Linked DNA regions of Mus musculus: region 2 is linked to region 1. The links are chromatin loops, found by intact Hi-C in ENCODE. Cell type or tissue: gastrocnemius. All regions are shown on one strand.

What was found. Hi-C counts contacts between places; a loop is a spot of excess contacts. Peaks named below come from ENCODE experiments on the same cell type or tissue, not always from the same donor. Only the 100,000 strongest peaks of a DNase experiment are listed, where the experiment ranks them.
Region 2: a loop joins it to region 1, with 3 times the contacts of the local background. A loop is called at or near these places in 29 of 42 quality-filtered maps.

What each region holds. Positions count from the first base shown.
Region 1 is chr5:36,036,709-36,044,708 of GRCm38, forward strand. It overlaps Sorcs2 (sortilin-related VPS10 domain containing receptor 2), which reads right to left. Exons shown (of 27, transcript NM_030889.2): 13 at 6,735-6,826; 14 at 5,384-5,491; 15 at 2,603-2,723; 16 at 1,413-1,546; 17 at 698-826. Among named protein-coding and RNA genes, the nearest start is that of Gm52811, 44 kb to the right of the region's middle. In gastrocnemius, no CTCF peak of the experiment used is centred here; DNase peaks (open chromatin) are centred at 3,091 and 4,431.
Region 2 is chr5:36,210,263-36,218,262 of GRCm38, forward strand. All of the region lies in intron 2 of Sorcs2 (sortilin-related VPS10 domain containing receptor 2), which reads right to left. Among named protein-coding and RNA genes, the nearest start is that of Psapl1, 10 kb to the left of the region's middle. In gastrocnemius, no CTCF peak of the experiment used is centred here; a DNase peak (open chromatin) is centred at 3,161.

The sequences.
Region 1 (8,000 bases):
ATGGGTGGATAGGTGGATGGATGGATGGATGAGTGGGTGGGTGGGTGGGTAGATAGATGGGTGGGTGGATAGGTGGATGGATAGGTGGATGGATGGGTGGGTGGATGGATAAAGATAGTTGGGTAGATGGATGGATGGGTGAATGGTTGGGTGGGTAGGTGAATGGATAGATGGATAGATGGATGGGTGGGTGGAGGGATAGATGGATGGAGGAGGACAGTTGGGTGGATGGATAATAGATGTTAGGCTATATACTGCCAAGGCTAAAGCATTTAGTTCCTGTTCCTGCCTCTGTTTCTTCTAGTTCTCCATGGTAAGTAATAAGGAACCTCCCACAAAGGGTGAGGAAATGGCCCATCACATGGAGCCTGTGGGCCCTGATGAAGCTGCAGGATCACAGATGTTATGTATTTGGTATTTCTACATAATGTTGATTCTGTACAAGCAGTTTGTTCAGCTTCACCCACTTGGTGGGGTGAAGGGCCTCCCTGCCACTCCCCCTCCTGCAGAACTTTTAGCCAGCGCAGCACAGACTGTAGGACTCGTTGTATGTCATGGGCTTAGGCCCAGAAGGTGAGTATGCCAGTGGCTGAGATTTCAGCTAAAATGGAGGAAAACCTGGTGTGGGGGAAAGAGGGGGTGGGTAGATGGGTGAGTGGATGGGTGGCTGACCGGCTGGGTGGCTAAGTGTACTCACCCAAGGCTACTAGTGTAAGTCTGACCCAAGACACAGTCTTCAGGAGGAGACAAAGGGTTGAACCAGAAGTTGGCAGAGCACTTGTTGGCAGTGGACTCCGAGGAAGATGAGCGCTCAAACCCGTAGTCACTGGGAAGGGAAAGCTGGGTTAAAAGGTAAGAGTAGAGGGAGCAGCTAGGGTGGAGAACCTTACAGCACAGGTCTAGAGGTGTCCATTTGTGGGGACATGGGTGAATCCACAAGTTTAATCCAGAGAACAGATTGAACAGACTAGCTCCATTCCAGTCCAAGGAGGCTGAAAATGAAGTAGAGCCTGGAAGGCTTCCTGGGGGAGGTGAGTGACACTCAAAGGATGCCAGGGAGAGAGGGGGAAGCAAGGAGTGGCTGTTGGCTGTGCAACCAGGGTCAGCTGCCCTGGAAAGGACACAGGAGACCTGAATGTGGGGTGCTGGGTAGAGAGTGTGAGGCAGGATGGGAGTGGAGGCTTTGCAAACGACATTGTCACAGGGTAGTATGCCTTTGAGTAGAATGAATCCTAGAGGGAGCAGAGGGCTAGGTGAGTGTATCTTGCTCCCATGATGCCCCAGGGTAGAGGCGGCAGTGTGTGTCTGGAGATCTTCCTTGAAGGACACTGCGACCTCTGCCCTGGTTCTGGGGACAAGGTCGTCATGAAATAGAGGTGCTGGAGGAGCCAGGAGGGAGGGACAGTGCTCACCAGAGGAAGTCGGAGTCCCGGCACTTGCACACACGTGACGTGAGTGCTGATGTGAAGCTCCGTCCCTTGACACACCAGGATGTGGACTTTCTCTTCCGGTAACTTCTCTGTTGGCCCATGATGCAGTGATCACCCTGTAGCAAGAACACTAGGATGAGGAACGGACAGAGGACGGTGACAGCTGTCACTGGCTTGTCCTGTGGCTCCTGCCCTGGTGGCAGCTGGGGTGGGGGCATTTGCCTCCTTTGACAAACAGGGAAACTGGGGTTCAAAAGAACTTGACATATCAGTCAACTGGCTCAGCTTCCCTCATCTCAAGCCTTATGGCTGGCCCTTGATGGTCACAGAACAGCTGGACCAGGGTTGTGAATAACTGGAGATGAGCTGTGTCTAGAGGGCTCCTGTGGACACACAGGAGATTCTTAGACTATGCTTGGAACAACACTGCCCTGATTCCAATAACAGGGCCCCTGGTAGTGATGGGACAGAGTTGTCAGGGACTCTGGAATCTTTTCAAGGCTCATTTGAGCACTTTCTTGTAAACCAGTTTCTGCAGAGAGCTGTTGAGTCACTAGCCAGAGTATCCTCCATGTGCGAACTCTCGATGCTCGATTCCAGCTCCTGGTTGACTTCAGCTACTGCCCTAGCTAGTGGCTCAGGCAGAGTCTCTGACTCCAGGTGTCTCCTCTTAGGAATTTTCCATCTTTCTTGGCTACAAATCTCCACTTGCTATTCTGGCTCCCTGGTCTTTAATAAACTCCTCCAGGCTGACCACAGAACCTTCAGCAGGTGACACTAAATCACACCCACTCACAGTCCCCAGGTACCCACTGAAGTGTCAGCTTCTCTTGTTCCACCCTCCAGGAGCTGACATGGGGCCTTCATGTTCAACCCAAGGTGCGAAGGTTAGACATTGATGATGCATTATAACATAGGACAGCCTCAGACCCTGATGTCATATAGTCTTTGCCCATCTCCCCATAAGCAAAAAAGTTCCAAATTATATCATGGAGACCTCCGGGCTGAGGGTGAGGCTCAAGCCCTGCAGGTGCTAGGGTCATTAAGAACTGCAGATCAGAGCAGCTACAGGTACGAGGATGGCCCACAACATCCTTGAGTGGGAAGAGGTTGGCACCTGTGAGGTTCCCTGGAAGAGGAAAGGGCCCTGTGGCTGCAGGCGCATGGCCCACCTGGAGGTCAGTGAGGTCCCAGGAGCTGTAGTCATCCTCGCCACACTGCCGGGGGAAGGAGGGCCGGAAGTCAACCTTGACCAGCTCCCAGTCAGAGCGGAAGCTGATGTGACCAAAGACCCTGAGGGGAGAAAGAAAGACACTTCAGATGGACCCTTCCCTGATGACCAGACACTCAGGTTCCCTGTACCACCACCTGTAATAGCTCTCCTGGTCAGTAGGATTCGAGGATGTGACATGTCATCCACTGGCCTTGGCCTGATGTTATCGTCCTCAGAGTGATTGCTGTTTGTGGCATGCTGATTGTACTAGAGCAGGTTATCCATCCAACCCATGCAATCCCCTTTCTGCCAGGGTAGGCTCCCTGCCTTCTTGGCTGCCACAGACCTTTCCATAGCCTACACACCAGACACTTGCTTTGGGTGAGCAGGAGCCAAGTCTCGTATTATCTGATGTCTCCTTGCCTTTCTGCCAGCCTGCCTCTGCCTACCATGGGATTGGTTCCAGGCAGGGCTGGCACTCCAGAGAGATAAGTCACTGTAAGGCTTGGACAGTGAATGAAAGGGTCCCATGACAGACAGCGCAATGCATCCCACTGAGCAGAGAAAGGGACAGAGGGCGGCCAGCCGCACAGGAAGCACCATGATGCATGGAGGCTAGGCGTGCTCAGCTTGGTCTGAGACCAGCGTTGCACACTGGCTTTGGCTCCTCCCATCCAACTGTCCTGCAGACCATGGGTGGCCTTGTCTCGGAAAACCTGCTGTTCAGATGGGTGTTCCTCTTGTCAGAGCTCATTGTCACCTTGACAGGCAGCTAGAGAGAGGGGTTCCCACATTTCTGTCCATCTCCTTAGGGCTCACCGTATCCTGTGAGGAATGTATGCTGATCGCCCCAGATTTCAGAGGGGAACAAGACTAAGGAAGGGCCCCACCCAGGGTGATACATGGGTTGGCAGCTCACAATTGTGAGGCTTGGCCTTCACCATGGCCAATTAGCCTGAGTGTGATAGCCGAGCATCTCCTGTATGGGAATGTCCCATACTCTACATTCTGAGCTCAAGCAGAGAAGCAAGTTGGTCCAGCTAATCCCATCTCTGTATGCCAGTTCCTGTCTGTAAAGAAACCTTAGTTCCTACTGTGGGCATCTCTTATCTAGTTGAACGGTTCTAGCAGGATAGGCCAAAGGGCCACTGACTACTTGGCAGAGAGCAGGAAATGTGGGCCATGCTGTAGAATGTATTACTGGCTCCGCCCTAGGGATGGCCTGTAGCCCTGCTAGGCTGAAAGCCCTCATAGTACAGCCCAAGGCTGGGACCCTCTGTCCTGTGCTGTGCTGTGGGCAGTGCTGGGAACAATGTCCTGACAAGGTAACTGGGCAGCTTAGATGTGACCTCTGGGTGGATGAAGATAAAGGTTCCATAAGGGTGGGGCTCTGTCCTAAGCTCAGACAGAAAAGTTTTTCATTCTGCCAGCCTGTGTCACGTGAATGATCTCCATGCCCACTGAAATTGGAAGCTGTTTGAAGATGCAGCCTTGTGAAAGGCTTCGTAGGAACCTTGTGGCGCTGTTTAAAAACTTAAAACATGAACGCGCCTGCCTGTGAACTTTGCAGCTTTCTCCAGATGAATGCCGGCTGCAGGGATGAAAGCTGCATTTGGGACCAGACCCGGATCTGAGGACCTTGGCTGCACAAAGCACGAATGTCCCAAAGCAGCCACAAAATGCAGACTACAAGATGAAGTGAGGTGGAGGAGGGGAGGGGATGTGCTCAGGGCAGAGATGGCCCTGTGGTGGGGCCGGGCTGGGGAAAGCGGAGGCTGGGAACCCTGCCAGCTTGCTGGAGCTCTGAGAGCCCTGTGAGGGCTGTCGCCTTTGTTGCTAGCCCTTGCTTTGCAGGTTTAGTCCAGCAAACTGTTCAGCCTCCTTGTAAAGAGGCCAAGGAACCAGGTTGAGTCTGCCCCAGCCCAGACTTCCTCACCTGCTTTTCTTGACAAATACCAAGCACCATAGCCCTGACCTCCCCTGCTGTCCCACACCACAGCCTTCACACAGACAGTTCACACAGACTGGGGAAGCATGAGCCCCCACCCCTATCCCCTGCAGGGTCATTGAAGGCCACAGCATCATGGAGCACCTGACCAAGAACAACCTGCTTGCCTCCCAAGCTGCTAAATAGAGGGTGACTGGGACTATCTCAGCCTTCCATGCCTGGTGCTCAGCTCTTCTGGGATACACATACTACTTGTGTCCTGTAGTAGGACTTGCCCTGGCTTTCTGCTAGCCACCCAGAAAGGAGGATGAGAGGTCATCACCACAGTGGGCTTTCTCACTGCAGCCTGACTGTGGAAGGAACTACATCTGCTTCTGGGGGGGGGGTCATGGACATTCTGTATGGATTCCAGGGGGCTGTGGTCACTCCATGGAGGTACTGGGATGCTCTGTGGGGTTCTGTAGGGGTCACGGATGCTCCATGGGGCTCTCTGGACACTTCATGGGACTCTATGAATGCTCCCTGGGGCCCTGAGTGGGGAGAGGCATGCAGGCTACATCACCTCCCCAGCTTTTTTCCTGGCTGTCACTGGCCAGTGCAGGCAGCAGATGTGCCTGCTAGCCAGGGTGAGAGGAGGAGCCACTGGCCTAGTAGCAGGAAGCAGAGGCCCAGTATGAGGTCACCTCCTGGGAGTGGCTCTGACCCCACCCCCCCACCCAGTGCTGTGGGCAGTGCTGTGGTCTTCCTCACATCAGATGTGCCTGTTTCACCCACGTCCCCTTCCACACTCACGTCATGACCAGCGTCTCATCCCCTGGCTCGCTCAGCAACCCATCCACGAACACTGAGGTGCTGGTGAAGTTGTGTGTGCTCCACGTGTGGCCCTCATCCACGCTGAACCTGTTAAAGGCCACCAGTGTCCACAGAGCGGCATGGTCTTACTCCTTTCTAAGATGTTCTACCTCCCATGCCTGACTCCTATCCACCAGAGACCAGTTCTGGGACAGCTCAACACCTAGGCCACAGCTAGACCACATCCCCCCTCTCTCCGGTAAGACCACCTGCCAGCCACATGGCATCCTTGACTAATCAGCAATGAGAAGGACTGGTACCACATAGGCACTGTGCCCCATGAATAGCAGGGACAGCCGAGCCTTAGAAACATCCAGGAATAGCATGCAAGGCTTGATCACAGCTCAGGGTTCCTCTGTCAGTGACATGTTAATATTACAGAGATATTACCTCCCAGGACACACAGCTATCTTTTCTTTTCTTTTCTTTTCTTTTCTTTTCTTTTCTTTTCTTTTCTTTTCTTTTCTTTTCTCTTCTCTTCTCTTCTCTTCTCTTCTCTTCTCTTCTCTTCTCTTTCTTTCTCTCTCTCTCTCTCTCTCTCTCTCTCTCTCTCTTTCTTTCTTTCTTTCTTTCTTTCTTTCTTTCTTTCTTTCCTTCCCTTCCTTCCTTCCTTTCTTTCTTTCTTTCTTTCTTTCTTTCTTTCTTTCTTTCCTTCCTTCCTTCCTTCCTTTCTTTCTTCCTCTCTCTCTCTCTCTCTCTCTCTCTCTCTCTCTCTCTCTCTCTCTCTCTCTCTTTCTCTCTCTCTTTTCAGACTAAAGTGATACTGGCTGCCTGGATGTTTCCTAGCTCTGCCTCCTAAATATCCATGTTACCCTGTCCTCAATTTGTCAATGGGTCTTTCAGCTATCTGAAGCTTCAGTTGAACCACCTCTTACCTGGGCACCCACTGGCTTCCTTATCTGCACTCCCGGCTCTATTCCTCTGTTAACAGTTTTTTACTGATACGTAAGAGTGTCTCTCTGGACTCCTGAGCCCCCAGCACCCTTCCAAGTTACCATAACTAGGCTATGTATTTTTTTTCATCCTGAGTGCAACATGGTCCATCTCTGGGGCACCTCAGAGGGTTGGGAGGCATGAGTCACCCCAGTGTTAGGCTCCCAGGGCACTGTTCTAGTCTACTCTGTGCCCACATGCCTGCCCTCTGCCCACATGTCCACCCTCTGCCCACATGTCTGCCCTTTGCCCACATGCCTGCCCTCTGCCCACATGTCCACCCTCTGCCCACATGTCCACCCTCTGCCCACATGCCTGCCCTCTACCCACATGCCTGCCCTCTGGCCCATGCTCTCACTTGAGGATCTTCAGGGGGATGGAGGTGTCCTTGATGGCGGCAATGACACCACCGTGGTCCAGGTACAACACATGGTGCTCTTCCTCAAAGACCTGCAGGGTGACATATACTCTTAGGTGAGACCCCGACAAGGCTAGCAGAGCCTCCAACACCCCCATATCCACCCCTGACTTAGCACACGAGGGGTTTGGCAGACAGTGGCCATTTCTCTACCCTGAGGGATAGAGGAAACAGTGGTGTGTACACTCACCACCCTTCCCACAGAAACCCAGGTCAGCAAAGGGCCCAGCAATGAGGGAAGCACAGTGCCCAGGTCTGAGGTCAGGATGAGCCCCAGGCCTATGTGGGGTGTAGTAACAGAGCCTGGGTCCTTAATACCACTGCCACCAGGTGGGTGTGGCCAGCGCTGGCTCCCTGTAGTCCCAGCCTCACTAATCCACAAGTGCCATCATACTTTCCAGCCAGGAAGTCATTGGAGGCAGATGACTCTGAGCCCTCTGTGGCCATCTCAGTGGAGGTCTGAGCTGGGTATCAGGGGCCCTGGCATCCAATGAGTACATGAATGAATGGCCACCATATGGATGAATTAATGAATGGGTGCTCTGAGGGTAAATGAATGAATGCCCCCTGAGGGTTTGCTGGGGGAGACAAAGGTATCTTGATAGGGTCCACCTAGGAGGGACAACCATGCTAGCCACAGTCATATGTGGATACCCTGGAACAAGCACATCTTACAGACAGGAAGTAAGGATATGCCAAGGGCCTCGCAGTTAGGAGTGACAGAGCCAGGCATGGCCCTAAGTCACTCCAGGATACGTCAGTGGACAGGCACACATGGGGTACAGAGAATGTCCACAGACACTGTGAATGAAGGCCTTGCTGTCTGGGCCACATCACCTTCCCTCTTCTCTAGGTAGTGGTTGCCATCCCTCCTGCTATGGGTGCTGGAGGTGCCAGGGCTCAGGAGGTTAGAGAAGAACCCAGGGACCTAATCATTAGCTATCCCAAGACATCAGTGGGCTGTCTCCTGTGAATGCTTCCATCTGCAGCAAGGTGACCTGGGCCAGGGAAGAAGGGAAGAACATTGTGGCGTAGGCTAGATGAACGGGCATAGATCAAGCTAGGTAAGGCAAGAGAAAGGGCCGAACTGCTGCTTCCAGATGGGTGTGGCCTACCCACACCAGCCCTGGCTAGAATGGAAGAGGTCCTGACTCCAAGAAAGTAGGCCCAACAGTAAGCTGTTTGGAGACACTGTCTGAGAAATTG
Region 2 (8,000 bases), 170 kb after region 1:
GGCCAGCATCTCAATATCCACCACCACACTCACATGGCCAACGAAGATATAAGGGCTAGGGAGGGTGACAAGCCAGGAGACCAAAGCTCTGGGAAAAGCTGGAAATGTTCCATTTGCTATGTCGGGCCAGCCATGCCCTCCCAAACCACTGCCCACAGACTCCAGAGCCCTGAACAGCAGGGAGCCACTGTGCTTCCACAGCTGTGGAAAGAGGGTTAAGGCAACGACTCTAATCCAGTCCGTATCTGGGAACATGCCTTATCAGCTTGAAGCTGGCCATGGTAGGGGAATTCACAGTGTTGACACTGGCCAATACTATACACTGCGGGTGGAGGGTGTCCTACTTTTCTAGGCCTGCTGGCTGCCGTACACTCAGAAGCACCCCACTGTTCTCGAGGCCCTGAGACACGAAGAGCCACAGAAAGCACCATGCCCAGAGGAAGTCAAGGGACACCCAGGCTTCCTGAAAGTTGCCCCAAGCCAGGTGTGGATCAAGCATGAAGGCTGGGTCATCCAAACGGAATAGACCAGGTTAGCATCTCAGGTTGAAGATGAAGGAAGGACTCCATTGCTCAATTTTCCATCAGCAGGAGGTGTGCAGGGACGGGGGCGGGGTGTGCGGGGAGGGACTGGGAAACAGTGGTACTAGCCCACAATCTATACTGGTAGCTCTCAAAGCACAGGGGGTGGGGATGGGGGCGATGAGATCTGGGGGTGGGATGTGGGGGGTACAGGACTGTCACTGTGAAGGGTGGTGTTCACTCAAACCTGCTACTTAACATGCCAGGCAGATGAGCCACATACAAGGAAACAATGCCAACAATGACATTTGAAAGGAAAATGACATTAATATAATGTCAAAATAATACAAAAATCTTAAGGATTGTATGTAATCCCAGGAGAGTGTGAGGAACTCAGCGGAGAGAAAACAACAGGGCGGGAATACCTCAGGAGAGTACCTCGGGAGAGAGATGCTTCAGGTGGAGCCTGCAGGCAGCTCTGGGAAGGCCATTCTGCTGGAAGCTGACATGTTAGACAGGTTAGAGGGCTCAGGACAGAACTGAGCTGGAGCATAGATGGGGAGTGGAGGAGGAGGGTGGTGGGCTGGTGAGAGCAAGAGAGGGCCTGGCTTTGGATGGCTAGCCAGGGGCAGGAGGTTGAGGCCCTAGTGGCTATGTCCAAGGGTCACATGGACTTCTGAGTGAGATGGAAGCCAGGAGCCAGTTCCAAGCGGGGCAAGAGGAAGGGTTCTGTTCTTTAGAAGTTGGGCTTAGGGGCAAGGTGGGAGTATGGGGACCTCACCATGACTAGGGCAGGTGCCCTGGTGGAAGTTTTAGGGGCTGGACAGGCTGAGATGTAGGAGAGATGGGAGTCTGAGCATACCACATAGGAAATGTGACCCAATCCCAGCTGTGACATATGGGCCTCTGCAGAGAAGCAGCTGTACTCGTGCCCCAGTGCAGGTGGGAATTCTGAGCAAAATGGACAAAGACTTCCTTCCATGGGGCCCAGAGTCAGTCCACAGGACACTCTGCTTTGCACGTGGGTGAACATACGGGGGCACCAGACTTGATTTACTTCTCCAGCTCTGTGCTGACCTCTGAGCCACGGGATGAGCACAAACTTCAGTCCAAACAGGCTAGCTGGGTTCCCAGGCCCCTTCCCTACAGGGAATCATCGCTGGAGCCGTGACTGACAAAGGCAGACAGAGAGGGGGTTACCAGACTAAGGCAGGATTTCCTATTTCACAGCAAGTGCTCCCTCTACAGCCAAACAAGGCATGTGGGAAGGAAAAGGTTCAGGCTACTAGATCTTCCTAAGGGAATGGAGGGGGTTTCAGTCCTCAGGTAAGGAGGAAGGAGATGGGGCAGAGCAGGGATAGAGGATAGTGGAAGATTGGTTACACCAGCTTGACACAGAGAGCCATCTTGAGTAGGTCTGTGGTGTACCATGCACACAATGTAGGGCAAGTAGCAGAAGGTAGCATGGGCTTGGCTAGAGCTATCTGCCATGTTGTCATGTGTCCTCTAAAATGCATGTGTTGGGATAATGATGGAGGCCCCCAAGGTGGCACTGGCAGCTTTATAAGGAAAAAGAAGAGATCTATTCACACATCTGTTCTGTCTTGACATGGAAGGCTGGGACAATGCAGTGGCCCTCATTGGAGGAACATGTGTTGGAGCTATACTGTGGCCCTTCAGTTTCCAGAACTCTAAGCTAAATAAATCTCTGTGCTTTGTAACTTATAGTTTTGGGTATTTTGTTACAACAACAGCAAACATGCTGAGATACAGCAGGTCAGTCCCATCCTGCCCTCGACTTCACCAAAAAGTAGTAAGAGATCAGAAGGGCAGCCAGAGGTCAAGCTGTCCTCTGCTGCCTTCCTCTCCAAGTGACCCTCTGGAGCCTGGGTACAGGAAACACTGTGATTCCCCCAGTTTATAGGAGACAGAGGACAGGAAGGGCAAATCAGAGCAGCTGTCTCTACAGAGGTGATGGGAACATGGTGACAGGAAAGGGTTGTAGAGTAGAGGTTCTGGATCCCTTGGGAGGCAAGACTGTGGCTCAGTCTCCACATAGTGGAGAGCAGTGTTGGGCCTGTCACTTTGGAGGTACATGCCACCCCACAGAGGGATCCACAAGAATTAGAAACCTGGTCCCTCTGCCCCATCACTGTAAGAAACAGGAGTTCCTCAGAGACTGATAAAGAATGGTGTCAGAAGCATCGAAGCTGGGCACTGGCCTATCCATTCTACATCCATTAATTGGACTCCCAATCCAAGGCCATACAGCCATCCTCATTCCATAGACAAGGGATCAGAGACAACTAGCAGTTTTCCTAAGGCCACACAGCTTATAAGAAGCAGAATAAGGATTTGAACTCAAAATTTCACTCTGAAAGCCTGGACTTCTGACTCCAGAAGAGATGGAGAAGTCATGAATGGGCAGGTGGAATAGGGTTAAACTGTCCCCTTTGATCTCACAAGCCTACTGCTTTCCACAGGCTCCAGCCAGCAGTCCTGATGGGGACCCAAGTAGAATTTTAAATCAAACGCAGCATGGGTGAGGAAGGTTCTGAGCAGCGGAGCCTGCCTGTGTAAGAGAGAACCAGGCACCAGGCCAGAGAAGACTCCTACACAGAGGGAAACAAAGCCAAACAGAAGCGATGGCAGCCATCTGCTGGTGAAACATTTCAAAGTACAGGTAGCCCCCTGCTCTCCTCGGGATGGTGGGCGCAGAGGCGGCAGGTGGCTCAGTGCCAAGCCTGTGAACTACTTAAGCTTCATGTGGCATCGCACATACCACACAGGCCTGGCAGGTGGCGAGTTCTGAATTCCGACACACTCCCTGGGGTGCACTGCTGTGAGCTTAGCTGGTGAGCAGGTTCTAAGCTACAAGGCAGTGGCTTGGCAGAGGCAGGAAAGGGTGTGGGGACGGGTGTACACAGGACCAAAGCCACCTTCCAAGGTCATGCTTGAGTTCCTGTCTCCTGTGTCCCGTGACACCTGCCTCTGGTTGGACAAGGGAGAACTTCTTGAAATTCTCCAGGTCCTCCAATGCCCATTGGCCTTCATCAACAAGACAAGAGCCCAGGACACTTTGTCTAAGCTCGTCCTGGGTAATGGGGTCTGGGTGTAGCCAGGCCTTGTGCATCAGAGGTGATAGGACCTTGTAGAGAGGGGGACTGTTGCTGTCACCATGTGCAGATGAGAATTTTGGGCATTGAGGAAGACATTTCCCAGTGTTCTACAGTCAGCCCATGGAGCAGCCAACTTCACACATGGGCCTGCTGAACATGATATGCACAGTGCCACAATGGCCAGGTGGCCATGGCAAATCCATCCCCAGGTGCATAAGATCTTTCTGATCCTCCCTTGCACTGGGGTACACAGGTGACCCAGGCTGGGCTAAGAAGCAGGACCTCCCATGAGCTATCTTTCCTGTGTTCTGACCTCCTCTGCCTGATGCAGGCACTGACTGGATGCCCAGACCTAGTCAGGGGTAGGGAGTAAGTAGAGCCACAATACAGAAGGAACCTGGGTCCATGCCATGCTTAAAGGAGAGCTGTCAGAGGACACTGGCTAGTAACTCTCCTAGTCATCTTTACATGCATACCTCAGGGCTGCTGGGCTACAGTTACCTGTACTGGTACAGCATGCCATGTCTGAGCCTAGCTTCTATGCTGCCCACCTCTACCCTACCCTTCTACCTCAGTCAGGCACCAGGGGTGGTGCAGACAACCTCTCACTGGGGAAGGGTTTACAATTCTCAGTTGCAGCATGTCCTTCACAGTAAGTCCAAAGACAAAGTGTGTGGAGAGTGTCTGAGATGGGAGCACTCTCCTGGGAGAGATCAGCCCCTGCATTCAAACAAGGGCTGCAGAGAGTCACACCCCCCCCCCCTCACCCTCAAAGAGGCTGAGAGAACAGTGAGAGAAACTCCAACGAGTCAGGCAAGGCCCAGCCATCCCTGGTCCGGACTCAACACAATGGTGATGATGGGATCACTAATGTAAGTCTCAAAGGCCACCCAGGCACCTCTACTCCCCAGCAATTCTCAGAGTTGGCCCTGACACCTTCAATGTCTATGGCCAGATGGTTCCCATAAAGAAACCCTGGTTAGTAGAAAAACCACCCCAGGATTGAAACCATCCCAGCTCCTTTCTTTGCCATTTGGACCCCACTGTACTATCCCTGGACCCCAAGACAGTCTCAGAAGCCTGGAAATAGATTCTTTTTAAAAATATTTATTTATTTTATGTATATGAGTACTCTGTAGCTGTACAGATGGTTGTGAGCCTTCATGTAGTTGCTGGGAATTAAATTTAGGACCTCTGCTCACTCCGGTCAACCCTACTTGCTCAGTCCCTGCTCACTCCTGCCCAAATATTTATTTATTATTATACATAAGTACACTGTAGCTGTCTTCAGACATACCAGAAGAGGGTGTCAGATCTCATTATGGATGGTTGTGAGCCACTATGTGGTTGCTGGGATTTGAACTCAGGACCTTTGGAAGAGCAGTCAGTGCTTTTAACCGCTGAGCCATCTCTCCAGCCCCTAGATTTTTCTATATACCTCTATGGACCTCTCCTTCATACCTCAGCCATGATGGAAGTGATGGCTTCAGTTAGTTCCTTCCTGGTGTTAAATCCATTTGCAATGATTCTCTGTCTGTACACAAACCCTTGCTCTGAACCCAGGATTTTCTTCTCTGTGAGTTGCTTTACCAATGAAACATACAGAAAGGATGCTATACAAGTTCTGAGCCTGTGTGTTTCCACCTTCCTGATCCCTGTTCTGGGGCTGTGTATGAGCCCAGGCTAACATGATAGAGGATGAGGGTCACCTCTATCATGCCATGTGCTGCAGCAAGCTCAGAGCTGATGGCAACAGGCTTGCTTATACAGAGCCAAGGTATGATGGCTAACATCCATTTTCACCTCAACAGGATCTAGAATCACCAGAAGCCACAATTCCATGCATGTCTGTGAGGCAATTTCCAGAATGATTTAACTAAAGGGAAGACCCATCTTACCCATGGGTAGGTAACACCGTTCTATGAACTGAAGCATGGGGCAGAGAAAAATGGGGAAAGTGAGCTGAGCACCAGCATTCCCCCCTCCTCTCTCTCTCTCTCTCTCTCCCTCTCTCTCTCTCTCTCTCTCTCTACTCTCCCCTCTCTCCCTCTCTCTCTCCCTCTCCCTCTCTCCCTCTCTCTCCCTCTCTCCCTCTCTCTCCACTCTCCCTCTCTCCTACTCTCCCCTCTCTCCCTCTCTCCCTCTCTACCTCTCTCCCCACTCTCCTCACTATCCCCACTATCCCCATTCTTCCTCTCTCCCTCTCTCTCCACTCTCCTCTCTCTCTCCACTCTCCCTCTCTCCACTCTCCCTCTCTCCCTCTCTCTCCCTCTCTTCCCACTCTCCCCTCTCTACCTCTCTCCCACTCTCCCCACTCTCCTCACTCTCCTCACTCTCCCCACTCTCCCTCTCTCCCCACTCTCCCACTCTCCCACTCTCCCCACTCTCCTCACTCTCCTCACTCTCCCCACTCTCCCACTCTTCCACTCTCCCCACTCTCCCCACTCTCCTCACTCTCCTCACTCTCCCCACTCTCCCCACTCTCCCACTCTTCCACTCTCCCCACTCTCCCCACTCTCCCCACTCTCCCCACTCTCCCTCTCTTTCTCTCTCTGTTTCCTGACTGTGGATGCAATGTGACTGGCTGCCTCGTGCACCTGCCACGGCTTTTCCACCATGAGGGACTGTGCACCCTCAAACTACAAGCCAACGCCAGACCCTTCCTTTGGTTGCTTTGTCACATATCACAGCATTGAGAACAGTTGCTAGTGAAGGTGCTCGGGGTCAGAGGCCGCTGTCCACAAGCCGGGTTTACAGAACCATAACTGCTTTCCACCCTACCAAGCAAGCCTTCCTTCTGCCAGGAGACAGCCACCCTAGGAAGAGTTATCTTCTTATCTAAATGGCCCTTCAGTCTCTCGGTTCCCCAGTAACATCAACAGCAGTCTCAACAAACCTGCCACATGTTCAGACACATCAGAGTCCCAGACCCCAAACCCAAGCACGCAGGAGAGAATGACCATGCCCAGGCACGTAGCCTAAGCAGACTCCAAGGCACAGGGTGATGCACACACAGGGACGGTGCTACAGCTCTGAACATTCCACATCTTTTTTACCTTAGTGGGAATTGAAAGTGACTCAGACATCCAAAACCAAGACCTTGGTTAAACAAACGATACCTTCTTTAGATCTGGGTATATTATACAGCCATTAAAAATAGCGGCTGCGAAAACATGCCAGAGCATAAGAAAATGTTTAATACATAATTCCTTTGGGATTCAACATTTATAAAACATGTATATATTTGCATCTTAAAAAGTCTGGAGAGAATATTCATCTTGGATATTAATAGTTTTAATCTCGTGGGGCGGGGCTAACACAAGGATTGCATTTATGCTTCATCTATTTTATAGTTTTTAAGAGTTCTGTGGTAATCACAAGTTATATTTAGCAGGGATTTTCTTTGTGGAGAATTTTCTAGAGGGAAATCTGTCAACACTCTTTCCAAGGTCCTCCCTAAATGATCATAGCTTTACCCAGTGTCCTGTATAAAGGAGCAGAGAGGTCTGAGTGCTGAAAGCCAGGGTGACACCTTGTGGGTGTTGTTCAGTTCAGTAAGACTCCAGACTCACTTCTGGCCTGAGACTCTGCTGGAGCAGAGAACACAAGAAGACCAGATCCTAGGAGGCAGAGGGTAATGACACAGGGAACATATAGCTGACTGTCATCCCAGTCCTGGGAGTAGCGGAGGCACTGACCACTCAGAGTGGGATGTGGGCCTGGGAAGGGCTTCTGGAGGAAGAAACAGAGGCTGCAGGGAGGCCCCAGCCCAGGGGTAGGTGATAACAGTAGTAGACAACTCCAGAGGGGGAGGTCCCAATGTCCAAGGAGGGTTTGAGCTCAACTCAGGCCACCAGGACCTTTTCCACCAGTGCTGTCTTCTATTCTCAAAAGAGAATCTAAGACAGTCATTGTATGTGGACCTAAGAGGTGGGGCTCATCTTCTGGGTCAATTGCCATCATAGTAGGAGAGAAGCCATGGCCCCTATACCAGGAACCACTCCAGGCAAAAACTACCAATAGCATGCTTTTGACCTGCAGGCCAGCTTTCTCCTGGGAGCTCTTTCGTACATGGAATGGCCATATCACAGTATAATTATCACTGTAGGGTGGCCATTCCAGCACACCAGGTCAAATATTGGGAATCTGTAGGTTGAGGAGGGATGAAAGAAAGAGAGGCATCTCCAAGGCCAGGGTAAAGTCCATGAGACTGAGTGTCAGGTCAACTAAGAGGCTATGTTATAGGCCTGGCCAGAATAGGACGGCACGATGCTGTTATTACCCTCAAGAGCCAATACTGCCCTTGGTATTTCTCTGTGATGTAGTTTAGGGTAACTGAACAATTGGTGACTACTGAAAC